Regions from separate parts of the Homo sapiens genome. Here all the other regions are linked to region 1. The links are chromatin contacts, found by Hi-C or POLR2A ChIA-PET in ENCODE. All regions are on one chromosome and are shown on one strand. The core of a region is the stretch at or near the end of the contact, and the rest is flanking DNA. Distances in the headings are between cores, read along the strand shown. Region 1 overlaps ATG14 (autophagy related 14). Region 2 overlaps TBPL2 (TATA-box binding protein like 2). Region 3 overlaps FBXO34 (F-box protein 34).

Region 1 (3,678 bases), core at 659-3,158:
TCTACTCTAGAGCCATCTTTTCCGATTCCTCTCCTAGCGCCACTCCCAAATATCCTCTGGTTACTAAACCCTCAGGCTCATCTCACATATCTGAACCAGTCTCAAAACTTTAGCTGGCTGGGACTCCTCCCCTCCCACCTCCCACTCTGTCTGGGGTCACCAGGGCTACCTGTTATCATTAAATAAGCCCCCTTTCCATTCTCAATTTGTCACCCTGGCCCAGGTCCTCACCATATCACCACCACTTTCCCATCTGCCTCCTCTTGCTGGAGAGCTGCCTCTCTCCTCCTGGCACGCACCCACTAAAAAAGTTCACAATTTAAATTCCTTCCCTGGGCTCCCTCCTTTACTAAACCAAAGATGCTCTGATTCTGTTCTGTTCAGCTGTGCAGTCTAGGGGACCTCAGAACTGACTGCCAGGCTAAGTCTCTCATCTTCCCCAGGATCCCCCAAAGGTCCCAGTCAGCTTTTTACCACAGCTCACTCCTCCCTTCCTTCTTTCCCTTTCTCCCTCCCTCCCTTCTTTCCATCCTTTCTTCCTCACTCCTTCCCTTCCTCCTTCCCTCCCTCCCTTCCTTTCTTCCCCAGTCAGCTTTTTCCACAGCTTGCTCCTTCCTTCGCTCCTCCCTGCTCCCTTCCTTCCTTCCTTCCTTTTTACCACAGCTCCTTCCTTCTTTCCTCCCTCCCTCCAAGGCTCAGCCTGTTTTCTTCTTTGATGCTGCCTTCTCCAATCCTGGGGTCTTAGTTTTCCCAGGAGACAGGCAGAAGGGACAGAGAGGAGGAAATGTCCAAGTTCCCGGTGGACTCCGGTTCTCTGCGTGGAGAAACCCACCTGGCACGGAGCAGGCGCTCAGCTAAGTACAATGAAAAGCGACTGAATGGAAGACTCCTCAAGGGGCCAGTATGGAACAATTTTGGTTCCAATGATCAACCTACATTTCTGAGAAGCCACAGAGCAGGAGGAGAGGCCCCTGCGATGTTTCTCCACCCAGTGCCTCTCCCACTTCTAGATTAGAGATACATCACCTGCCTGCCAGACCCCAAGCTAGAGACACAGCACACACAACCAACTAGCAAAATAATTCATCCTATTTTGCTTAATGTCTTTGGGGAATTAAGATTATAAAATTGTTTCCTAATTTTTAGTTTAGCTGAATAATGGATATCTTTTTATTCAAGACCCTGAACCAGGAATACTCATTTTCTCATGGTGCTGCAGGGAGGTATTCTACCAATTAAGGCAACAAAAGGATCTTTCTAGCTTTGTAAAAGTCACTTTTATAATATATCCTATTTCAAATATGTGGGAGTGTGTGCATTGATGGACACAGAAACTGCACAAAGGATAAGCAATGGGCAAAATATTAATAGGTCAATCTGGGTAAGGGTGTATATGACTGTACTATTTTTATTACTTATTTTTTTATTTTGAGATGCAGTCTCACTCCGTTTCCCAGGCCAGAGTGTAGCAGCACGATCTCAGCTCACTGCAAACTCCGCCTCCTGGGTTCAAGCGATTCTCCTGCCTCAGCCTCCCAAGTAGCTGGGGTTACAGGCACCCGCCACCACGCCCAGATAATTTCAGTACTTTTAGTAGAGATGCAGTTTCCCATGTTGGCCGGGCTGGTCTCAAACTCCTGAACTCAAGTGATCCGCCCACCTCAGCCTCCCAAAGTGCTGGGATTACAGGTGTGAGCCACCATGCCTGGTCCTATTTTTATTTTTTTGTAATTTTTCTGTAAGTTTAAATTTGTTTCAAAAAAAAAAAAAAAAGTTTATCTTTTCAGAATAGAATCCTCAGTTGTGCCGGTCTGAACAGAAACAGGAAATCCCACCCAGGTTCCATGAACAATCTTCTCTACACTTTGATTCTGATGAAGCAGGTGTGAAAAGGGGACTCCTGAAGTTCTACTTCCTGTCCTCTGGCCATAAACTTAGATGTGACTCACAGCCTAATTGTGTGTGCAATTCTCAATGGAAAACCTGACTCAAGAGTAAGCCTACAGAAAACTTCAGACCCGCTACAAAAATTCACCTCCAGTATGAGTGCTTTTTTCCCTCAACTACCAGCAACGCTGGATTCATCGAGCCTTCCTATTTTTGTCAAACTGATGGTTGCAAATGGAAACTTGTTTTGAATTGCATTTTAAGTTTTTTATTATTTTAATGTTTTTTTTTAAAGAGATGGGGGTCTCACTGTGTTGCCCAGACTGAAGTACAGTGGCTATTCACAAAAGTGATCACAGTTCACTGCAGCCTCCAACTCCTGAGCTCAAGTGATCTGACTACTTACATTTCTTGTGTGAGCCGCATGTTTTAATCTTTTGTCTATTTTTCTAATAGGTTGTTGGTCTTTCCTGTACTGATTTGAAAGATTTCAGTTGTCTAGATTTTAATCTGTTGTCTGTTATAGAGGTTGTGGAACCTATCTATGACATGTCTTTTAACTTTGTTTATGGCAGCTTTCACTAGACACACTCAGAGTTCTGACACAGGAAGATGTCTAACTCCTTTCCTTTATGGTTTTTGGGTTTTGTGGCTTACTTGGGAATTCCCTCACCACCCTATCATTATAAAACACTGTCCTTTTGCTTATTTTATAGCTGTATTTTTTTAAATAAGGTTTTTTATATCATCTGGATTTTATTTTTGTATATAGAATGTGGTATGAACTCAACTTTTCCCCCATATGAATACCCAACTGGCCCAACGCTATTGAACCATTATCTGATTCAACGCCTCCTCTATCATAAGATTATATTTCCACATATACAAGAGTCTGTTTCGGGACTATTTTCTTCCTCTAATCACTCCACCTATTTGCATGCTAACAGCACTCTGTTTTAATTACCTTTATGCTATGTTTTAAATGGACCAACCCCATCCCTCATTATTGTTTTCAAAACTTCCTTGCAGACTATACTTCTAGTTGAACTTTAGAATCAGCTTGTCAAAGCTCCATGAAATACGATCAGTCTTCCTTTTGAGAAGTAGCCCTTTTGCAACACTGAGCCTTCTCATCCTGGAAAATCATAAGGGTTTTCCCTGCCTGTGGCTTTCTTTCAGCTCCACTCCTCATACGGTGTGTAGAGCCATTCAAATAATACATGTGGAATAAAAATAAGCTTCATAATTTTTATAATCATTTTACATATATTTTATTAAGATCACTGCTATGGAATTTATAGTTTTTGCTGCTACAGTAAAAGGAATACTTTTTCCATTAAATTTCCAAACTGGTTGTTGTTGGCACACAAGACAGCAACTGTTTTTTGTATGTTTATCTTTTTCTTTGTGAAGAGACAGGGCTTCATTCTGTCATCCAGGTTGGAGTGCAGTGGCACAAACTTCCACAGCCTGGAGCTCCTCAACTCAGGCGACCCTCCCACCTCAGCCTCCACAGCAGCTGGGACTACAGGCATGCATTACCACGCCGGGCTAAATTTTTTTTTTTTTTTTTTTTTTTTTTTACTTTTTGTAGACATGGAGTCTCACTATGTTGCCCAGGCTGGTCTTGAACTCCTGGGCTCAAGTGATCCTCCCACTTCAGCCTCCCAAGTAGCTGGCATTATAGGCGTGAGCCACCATGCCTGGTTTGAACTATCATTTCAAACAGTTTCTTAGTTCTCTTGGATATCCAGTTCAATAATTATACCATCTACAATACTCCCAACTTAG
Region 2 (3,678 bases), core at 879-3,378, 56 kb after region 1:
CTACCGGCCTAGTCCATTTCACATGCCTTATCTTTTTTTTTTTTTTTTTTTTTTTTTTTTGAGACGGAGTCTCGCTCTGTCGCCCAGGCTGGAGTCCAGTGGCGCGAGGTCGGCTCACTGCAAGCTCCACCTCCTGGGTTCTGGCCATTCTTCTGCCTCAGCCTCCCGAGTAGCTGGGACTACAGGCGCCCGCTGCCACGCCCGGCTAATTTTTTGTATTTTTAGTAGAGACAGGGTTTCACCGTGTTAGCCAGGATGGTCTCGATCTCCTGACCTCGTGATCCGCCTGCCTCGGCCTCCCAACACATGCCTTATCTTGCCAGTGTCATTGCCAAGCTACGTTTGTATGCTTACAAATCTGTAGATTACTGGATCTCAATGTGTGGGCCTCTGACCAGTAGCACTGTCATCACCTTTGAGCTTTTTAGAAACACAAATTCTAGCAAAATCTCTGGTGAAGAAACCCAGCCAGAGATGTGTGCTTTAATAAGCTAAGTGATTGCTAAGCAATGTAAGTTTAAGAACCATGGTTTCAAAAGACTGGGCACATGTGGTAACCTATGAGAACTCAGGCATAGCATCTTAATCTTTTCACTATTGTGTCCCCCGCCTTTTTTTTTTTAATCACAATTTCTCTGAAAGATACTTTACGTAAGCAACCCATAATGTAACTTAAATATCTTGGTAAATTCAAAGTTCAAGCTATATAACCGTCATACCTACTGAACTGCTGATGGGTTAGCACCAAACCTTCCAGCCTGATGGGAAATCTCACATCACAGCTTCCAACCATGTTCTGAATTTTAAAATCGAGGAATCTGGCAGGGAACCCAAGCTTCTGCACCACACGAGCATATTTTCTTGCTGCAAGTCGAGACTGCTCTTCACTGGGGAGGGGCAAATATGTTTAAAGATGTCTTAATCGCTACATCCTCTCAACTACTGGTGTTGTATTGGATTGTTACCATTTGTACCACGTTTATCTTTCAATGTATACTATGAAGCTGTAGGCTTTGTGAGGAGGACTTACTTCCCATACTTTCGTCCCTAGCACCTTATAAAAGGTCTTGTAAAATTGTACAGCTGTTGAACAGAATCATAAATTTTTGTCTTCATTTGTCACCTTTCATATATGAAGTACTTTTACTTTTACTTGGGTGTTATTTGCTAAAACGATTCCAAGGATTCGCAAAGTGTGTCCCCAGACCAGCAGCTTCACCTGGGAACTTGTTAGAAATGCAAAGTCCCAGGTTCCACCTCAGACATGCAGAAACTCTGGGGGTGGGGCCGAGCAATCTGTCTTTTAACAAGCCCTCTAGGTAACTGTGCTGCTCACTGCAGTTTGGGAACCATTCATCCAGTCTCAAAGTATGTCCCATTTAGAAGAGAACAATGGCTGGGCACAGTGGCTCACGCCTGTAATCCCAGCACTTTGGGAGGCTGAGGCAGGCAGCTCACCTGAGGACAGTAGCTCGAGACCGGCCTGGCCAACATGATGAAACGCTGTCTCTACTAAAAATACAAAAAAATTAGCTGGACATGGTGGCGGGCACCTGTAATCCCAGCTACTCAGGAGGCTGAGGCAGGAGAATCACTTGAACCTGGGAGGCAGAGGTTGCAGTGAGCTGAGATCGCGCCATTGCACTCCAGCCTAGGCAACAAGAGTGAAACTCCGTCTCAAAAAAAAAAAAAAAAAAAAAAAGAAAACAACAAGAAAAAATAAGGACACATGCATACAAAAAAAAATCGCATATAAGGAGGTAAGATATGTGCTGATTGAGTGGCACAGACAAGGTATCAGTTCTTGAGTCTTTATTGGACACACTGTCCAAAACAACCACATGAAAATACCTCAAAACCCCCCTTGTTTTGCTCGGCTTTCTCACCCAATCTTCAATTCAATTCAAACTCAACACAAGAAGGACAGGAATTTGTCCTACTCTGTGGCTATGTCCTTTAAGTGTCTGTCCTGCTGCACCCCTAAATTCATAGCAGAGCCTGTGGAGTCCTGAGAGGTGAGGCTTCATTTCTCCTTAGGTATTTTTCAACTGTTAGTGACAAAACAAAACAGTAGGTAGCAACACCTGCAGGGTGAATCAGGTGAATTCCACCCCCCTCATGGGTTTGGCCCTATTTTTAGGCTGTAAATCAGAAACACCTGAAAGAAAAGCCAGTTTGAACTTGTTTGCCTGGACTAAAGCAAGTGTTTGATTCTCTTATCCAGATCCTTCACCAACACTGCCCCCTCTTGGGTATTCGTTACTACATACATGTGTCACCTCATTTAATGTTGATTCTCCTCACCCACTTTAAAAAAAAAAAAAAAAAAAAAAAAAGAGATTGGGTTTTTGCTCTGTTACCCAGGCTGGAGTGCAGTGGCATGATCATAGCTCACTGCAGCCTTGAACTTCTGGCCTTAAGTGATCCTCCTGCCTCAGCCTCCTAAGTAGCCTGCAGGGGCATGCACCACCACACCTGCCTAAATTTTTATAGAGACAGGGTCTTGCTGTCTTGCCCAGGCTGGGCTCAAACTCCAGGACTCAAGTGACCCTCCCAACCTCAGCCTCCCCAAGTACTGAGGTTACAGGTGTGAGCCACTGCACATGGCCATCTGTTGATCTGGTATCTACTCACTAGATTGACTACAGCTGCACAGCACTGCCCTTGGCTCTCTTCACCCACTTCTCACTCTTGAAATGTCCTTAGCAAGGCCATGTCCCCAGGTTAGCAGTAAAATAAACTGTTTCCATTTTGAACTACATTTTGCCTAACTAATCTATTACATTTCCCGTAATGTAAATAAGTTCAAATTTGTTCAAGTTTGCATAGTCCTGTAGTTTCTTGGGATATCAGCTGTGATATTCTAAGGACACAGAAGTTTCTATTGAAACAACTAATAGTTGAAAGTCTATATACATGTTCATTGTACAAACATTAGAAAGTAGTTTAAAAATCTTAAAATCTCACCCATACTGGTGTTAACTACCTAAATTTGATCTTCTGCACTTTTCCTACGCAAACACAGGTATCCCTCATACTCTTGCTGTTACAACAAAAGAGAATAGGTTTGGATAAAATGTGGAGATAATACTGGCACCTCTTATTAACTAAATTCTCACAACTCACTATCCAAAACTTCAAAACCAAATATATTTGGATAAAAAGTATCTCTTATTATCTGAACTCATTATCCAAACTTTCACTATCAGATTTTAGGAATAAATTCAGATAAGAAAAGACACTCATGAATGTGTGTAATATGTGTAACATGAGCATATTTTACAATGAAAGTTGGATAACAAACACCATTTAGCTGCTTACTTCTCCCTCTGCAATCCAACTTAATACAATGTGACCATCCTTTCAGCTCAGTATGTGTACTATATGGCTAATACAATTTTACTTTATGACTTCAAATTGAAACCCTATTATTAATTAGGTTTTCCCTGTTCTATTGCTGAAATGAACATTATTACAGACATCTTGCACAACTGTCCAATAATCACTTTAAAATGGAGATTCCTGGGATCAACATAAGAGAAAGTCCAGCAATGTACTCAGACACATGTGAAGAACTTAATATGTAAAAACAGATTGGGGGAAATGTAGTAACAATGGATCCTTCAATAAATGTATCTGAGTACCGACTGATCATTTGGGAAAAATAATTATCTTACA
Region 3 (3,678 bases), core at 783-3,282, 41 kb before region 1:
TGGTTCAATCAATCAGTAATTTGTGTATGGCACACACATACCTTGCTCCCTTTTTTCTCCATAGCCTTTTATATACTGTGTACCTTATTAATCTGTCTCTCAGCTAGAACATAACCTTTTCTATGGATGGAGATTTTGTGCTTTGTTCACTTCTGTATCCCCAGTCTCTGAAAGAGTGCTTGGTACATAGCAGATGCTCAGTATATATTGAGTGAGTGAATAAAAGATCTGTTTGATAATTTAGCTCCCAAACTGTGGGATTTGAATAGGAGAAATGATTGCTTGAACATTCAAATTAGAGACAGGAAATTTTTTTTAGACTTGTGAAACAGAAGAAAATTCACCAAGGTTACAGATTGGGCTTCTATTATAATACCCTGATCTCTTTAGGCCCCACTAGGTAGTTTCAATTTGAGCACAATTCCAGTGTTGCATATTTGGAGGAGACTGGCTAGAAATTTCTCCCTTCTTTGTGGTTTTTATTGAATTTCTCTGGTAAAAATATATTAATGGCTTTTCCTATGCCACTCTCATCCTCTCCTGCACTGAATAATTTCTGTTCTGGAGTAGTAGTTTGTAAATTTGAGTAAGGTATGAATTATATCCAAAAGAAGAAATGTATTGAGGTTCTTCAGTATAGATGTAATTTTCTAATTTCTATGTTACAAATATATATGCAGCTATAAAGAGCAAATAAATACATAACACCTCAATATTATTTTGATATTAATTTGGTTAGAGTTTGGAAAACTAAATTGAGGCGTGATATATATATATACACACACACACATACCAACATGGTGTGTGTGTATATATATAAAAAAATATAAAATATATAAAAATATATATAAAATATATAAAAATATATATATACCAACATGGTGTGTGTATATATATATATGTGTATATATATATATATATGTATATATATATGTATATATATATGTATATATATATGTGTGTATATATATATATATGTATATATATATATATATACCACCATGGTGTATATATAAATATATATATATATACACCACCGGGGTGTATATATAAAAATATATATATACACCACCGGGGTGTATATATAAAAATATATATATACACCACCATGGTGTATATATAAAAATATATATATACACCACCGTGGTGTATATATAAAAATATATATATACACCACCGTGGTGTATATATAAAAATATATATATACACCACCGTGGTGTATATATAAAAATATATATATACCACCGTGGTGGTATATATAAAAATATATATATATATACCACCGTGGTGGTATGTATAAATATATATATATATTTAAATATATATATAAATTTAATATATAACTCATTCTCACTACTTTTCTCCACTTGAACTGCAACTGGAATCTTTGATCACACATCTTCTGGCTTTCATTTTCATTCATTAAATCAGGTTTGCTAGCACATTGGAGCATAGTAGGTGTTAAATCGTTAGTAAATGCACGAGCTCTAAAGTACATCCTTTTTGATTATCCTTGGGCATTTTTCTCACCTATACATTCCATACATAGTAGCAATAATTATGGCAAATGTTACTGTCCTTCAAAGTGTCGTTATGTAAAAATGAACTGATTTTTAAAAGGTCTGCCTAAGTGTGAACCGAGGTCTGGAGCTATCACCTCTTCATAAGATCCCAGGTAATGCAGATTAACTTCTGTTTTGCATCTGGGTAATGTTTAATTATTTGTTGATTATTGTAGAAGTGTTTTTGGATAAAAAGCTCTTTCTCAGATTGTCTTTTACTTTGCTTTCTAAAACTAGGAGGGAAGTATAATACATGATGGGACTGAGTGTTAGTATGGACATATTGTCAAATGTTTTCATAGGGAGAACTTGGTGTACCTCATTATTTAGATTTTTTTATAACTTAAAATGTGGTATGTTTTGAACTTTTAGTTTATCAGAAAATGTTGACTTTTGATGTAATGGCTACTTCTGTAGCTACGGTGATCTTCAGCAAGTTTCACTTTCTAAACTTTTATCTTTTCTGTGCAGTGGTTGCAGGTTGTGAGGTATGGAGATACTGAGGGGTACGAGGCACTGTTTGTGGTGACATGAGAGCCACTAGCGGACAGAGACTGGGGAGAAGGATTGATCAGCTGGCGCATTAGCCCCAAGATGCAGGTGAATTTGGGAACAGAAAGAGGGCCAAATGAGATGTTTGTGAAAATACTTTGTCGATTTAAAACATTCCTTCCAGCTCAGGTGCTGTTATGTTTAGGGAAGATGTGCGTGTTTTCTCTTTCTAGTGGGCTATTGTTAGCTACAAGGTGACCTTGCCTCCTGCTTTGAGGGAGAAGGAAAAAGCTGGACCCACAAGACACAAATCCCAGCAGTCTGTGGTTACTGCTGGAATGATTACTGTTCTTTATTTGTACTATTAGTTGTCTCTAAGATTGGTAACAGGAAAGTGAGAATAAGCTTACTCTCAGAAATTTTTGTTGAGGGAGTTTTGTATAATTTCTGACTATTACCACATTCCCCTTTACTTCGACCCTCTTGGTTTTGCTGTTTGCTGTGCTCTAGTTTTACCATCTAATAACCCAGCACTAAAATCTGATCTTGGGTATCAGATTCTCCTTTGTGGTTTGGTTTGTTAATAATTGAAGTACCTAATGGTTCTGGGTGTGAACTGTGCATACTTGACAATCTAGAACCAGGGAAGTGAGTTTCCTATTGAAGTAATTAATAAAACCTTGTGGCTCTTAAAAATATATAAAAACTGTTACACAGAAATAACCAAAATGTAAACTTAACAGGATATAGTTTAATTATGTTTTTATAACATAAACCTTAAAGATAGAAGTATTTTTAAGCTTGTTGGTGTCCTGTTCCTTTCTAGTTTGGGTGTGTAGGAGTCTTTTTTATCAGGAATTTTGTTAGTGCTAATGCTGGGGTGGCTTTTTTTTTTTAAATCTATGTAAACATGACCCTATTAGACAGCTGTGTTTAATGTAGTAAAGACTCATGGGGAGACTTTATAGTGTTTCTTGTTGGGACTTAGTGTCTGTATATTTTAGTATTTAAAGGATGTGGTTTGGTGCTTTGAAAATGAGAGGGAGGTCACCTAACTCATAGCTGAATGCCTGCGTGTCTAGATTGTTCCGTCCTGGAGGTTATTAACAACATGAAAGTTGTTTTTATTCTAGTTAAACTGATAGTATTAAGTTAAATAACTTTATTGTGGAAGTGTTTGTTTACACATGGCTGCTGAGTAGAATTTTCCTTAAAATCTGATTACATAGGAATGTTTTAGTAAATAGAGTGCTGGAAAAAAGCTGCTACACAAGCCAGAGCCTGTTGTGCTTTGCAGAACAGTAACCAAGATGAAGAGTGGCCTCTTTTTCTCCACCTTTTCCACCGCTCATCTCAGAGAAAGCAGGGCGCTAATCAGGTGGAGCTGCTTAATTGCATTAAGTTCATGGGCTGCTCAAGGGTTGATTAGTCAGACTCATAAACTTCCAGTTATGAGATGCTTGCTGACTGGCTGGTTTAAGTCCTTAGGGTTTGATGCACATTCACTCTAATGAGTACTTACATGTACAGGGCACTGTGCTGTGTGCCCTGTGATGGACACAGAAAAGAATAAGATTACTTCTATCTTGAAGACAGGGTAGAACCTGGGAAGTGTCCCAGGGTA

Evidence for each region. A loop is a pair of places that touch in the nucleus more often than their neighbours do. ChIA-PET counts read pairs that join two places held with the same protein, here RNA polymerase II (POLR2A). Pooled maps may share reads with other maps.
Region 2: a loop to region 1 is called in a map of endothelial cell of hepatic sinusoid, with 6 times the contacts of the local background. The contact joins two enhancer-like sites. A Hi-C loop is called at or near these places in 7 of 168 maps with a recorded cell type or tissue (CD8-positive, alpha-beta T cell, K562, PC-3 and 4 more) and 9 of 50 pooled maps. POLR2A ChIA-PET finds 5 or more read pairs at or near these places in 9 of 52 experiments (CD4-positive, alpha-beta T cell, K562, PC-9 and 5 more).
Region 3: a map of naive thymus-derived CD4-positive, alpha-beta T cell shows a loop between it and region 1 (7-fold over the local background). The contact joins two enhancer-like sites. A Hi-C loop is called at or near these places in 4 of 168 maps with a recorded cell type or tissue (CD4-positive, alpha-beta memory T cell, PC-3, naive thymus-derived CD4-positive, alpha-beta T cell and 1 more) and 10 of 50 pooled maps. POLR2A ChIA-PET finds 5 or more read pairs at or near these places in 12 of 52 experiments (CD4-positive, alpha-beta memory T cell, GM12878, PC-3 and 6 more).

Annotation. Positions count from the first base shown.
Region 1 is chr14:55,372,048-55,375,725 of GRCh38, forward strand. The region is part of intron 9 of ATG14 (autophagy related 14); the gene reads right to left. It also overlaps a transcript of FBXO34 not described here. Among named protein-coding and RNA genes, the nearest start is that of ATG14, 38 kb to the right of the region's middle. Within about 2 kb of position 1,909, at least 6 of the 41 ENCODE cell types and tissues checked have a DNase peak (open chromatin) inside an H3K27ac peak, as active enhancers do; they include natural killer cell, where a contact is called at or near this core.
Region 2 is chr14:55,428,088-55,431,765 of GRCh38, forward strand. TBPL2 (TATA-box binding protein like 2) reads right to left here. Exons shown (of 7, transcript NM_199047.3): 5 at 720-887. It also overlaps a transcript of FBXO34 not described here. Among named protein-coding and RNA genes, the nearest start is that of TBPL2, 11 kb to the right of the region's middle. Within about 2 kb of position 2,129, at least 2 of the 41 ENCODE cell types and tissues checked have a DNase peak (open chromatin) inside an H3K27ac peak, as active enhancers do.
Region 3 is chr14:55,330,784-55,334,461 of GRCh38, forward strand. The region is part of intron 1 of FBXO34 (F-box protein 34); the gene reads left to right. Among named protein-coding and RNA genes, the nearest start is that of FBXO34-AS1, 61 kb to the left of the region's middle. Within about 2 kb of position 2,033, at least 3 of the 41 ENCODE cell types and tissues checked have a DNase peak (open chromatin) inside an H3K27ac peak, as active enhancers do; they include natural killer cell, where a contact is called at or near this core.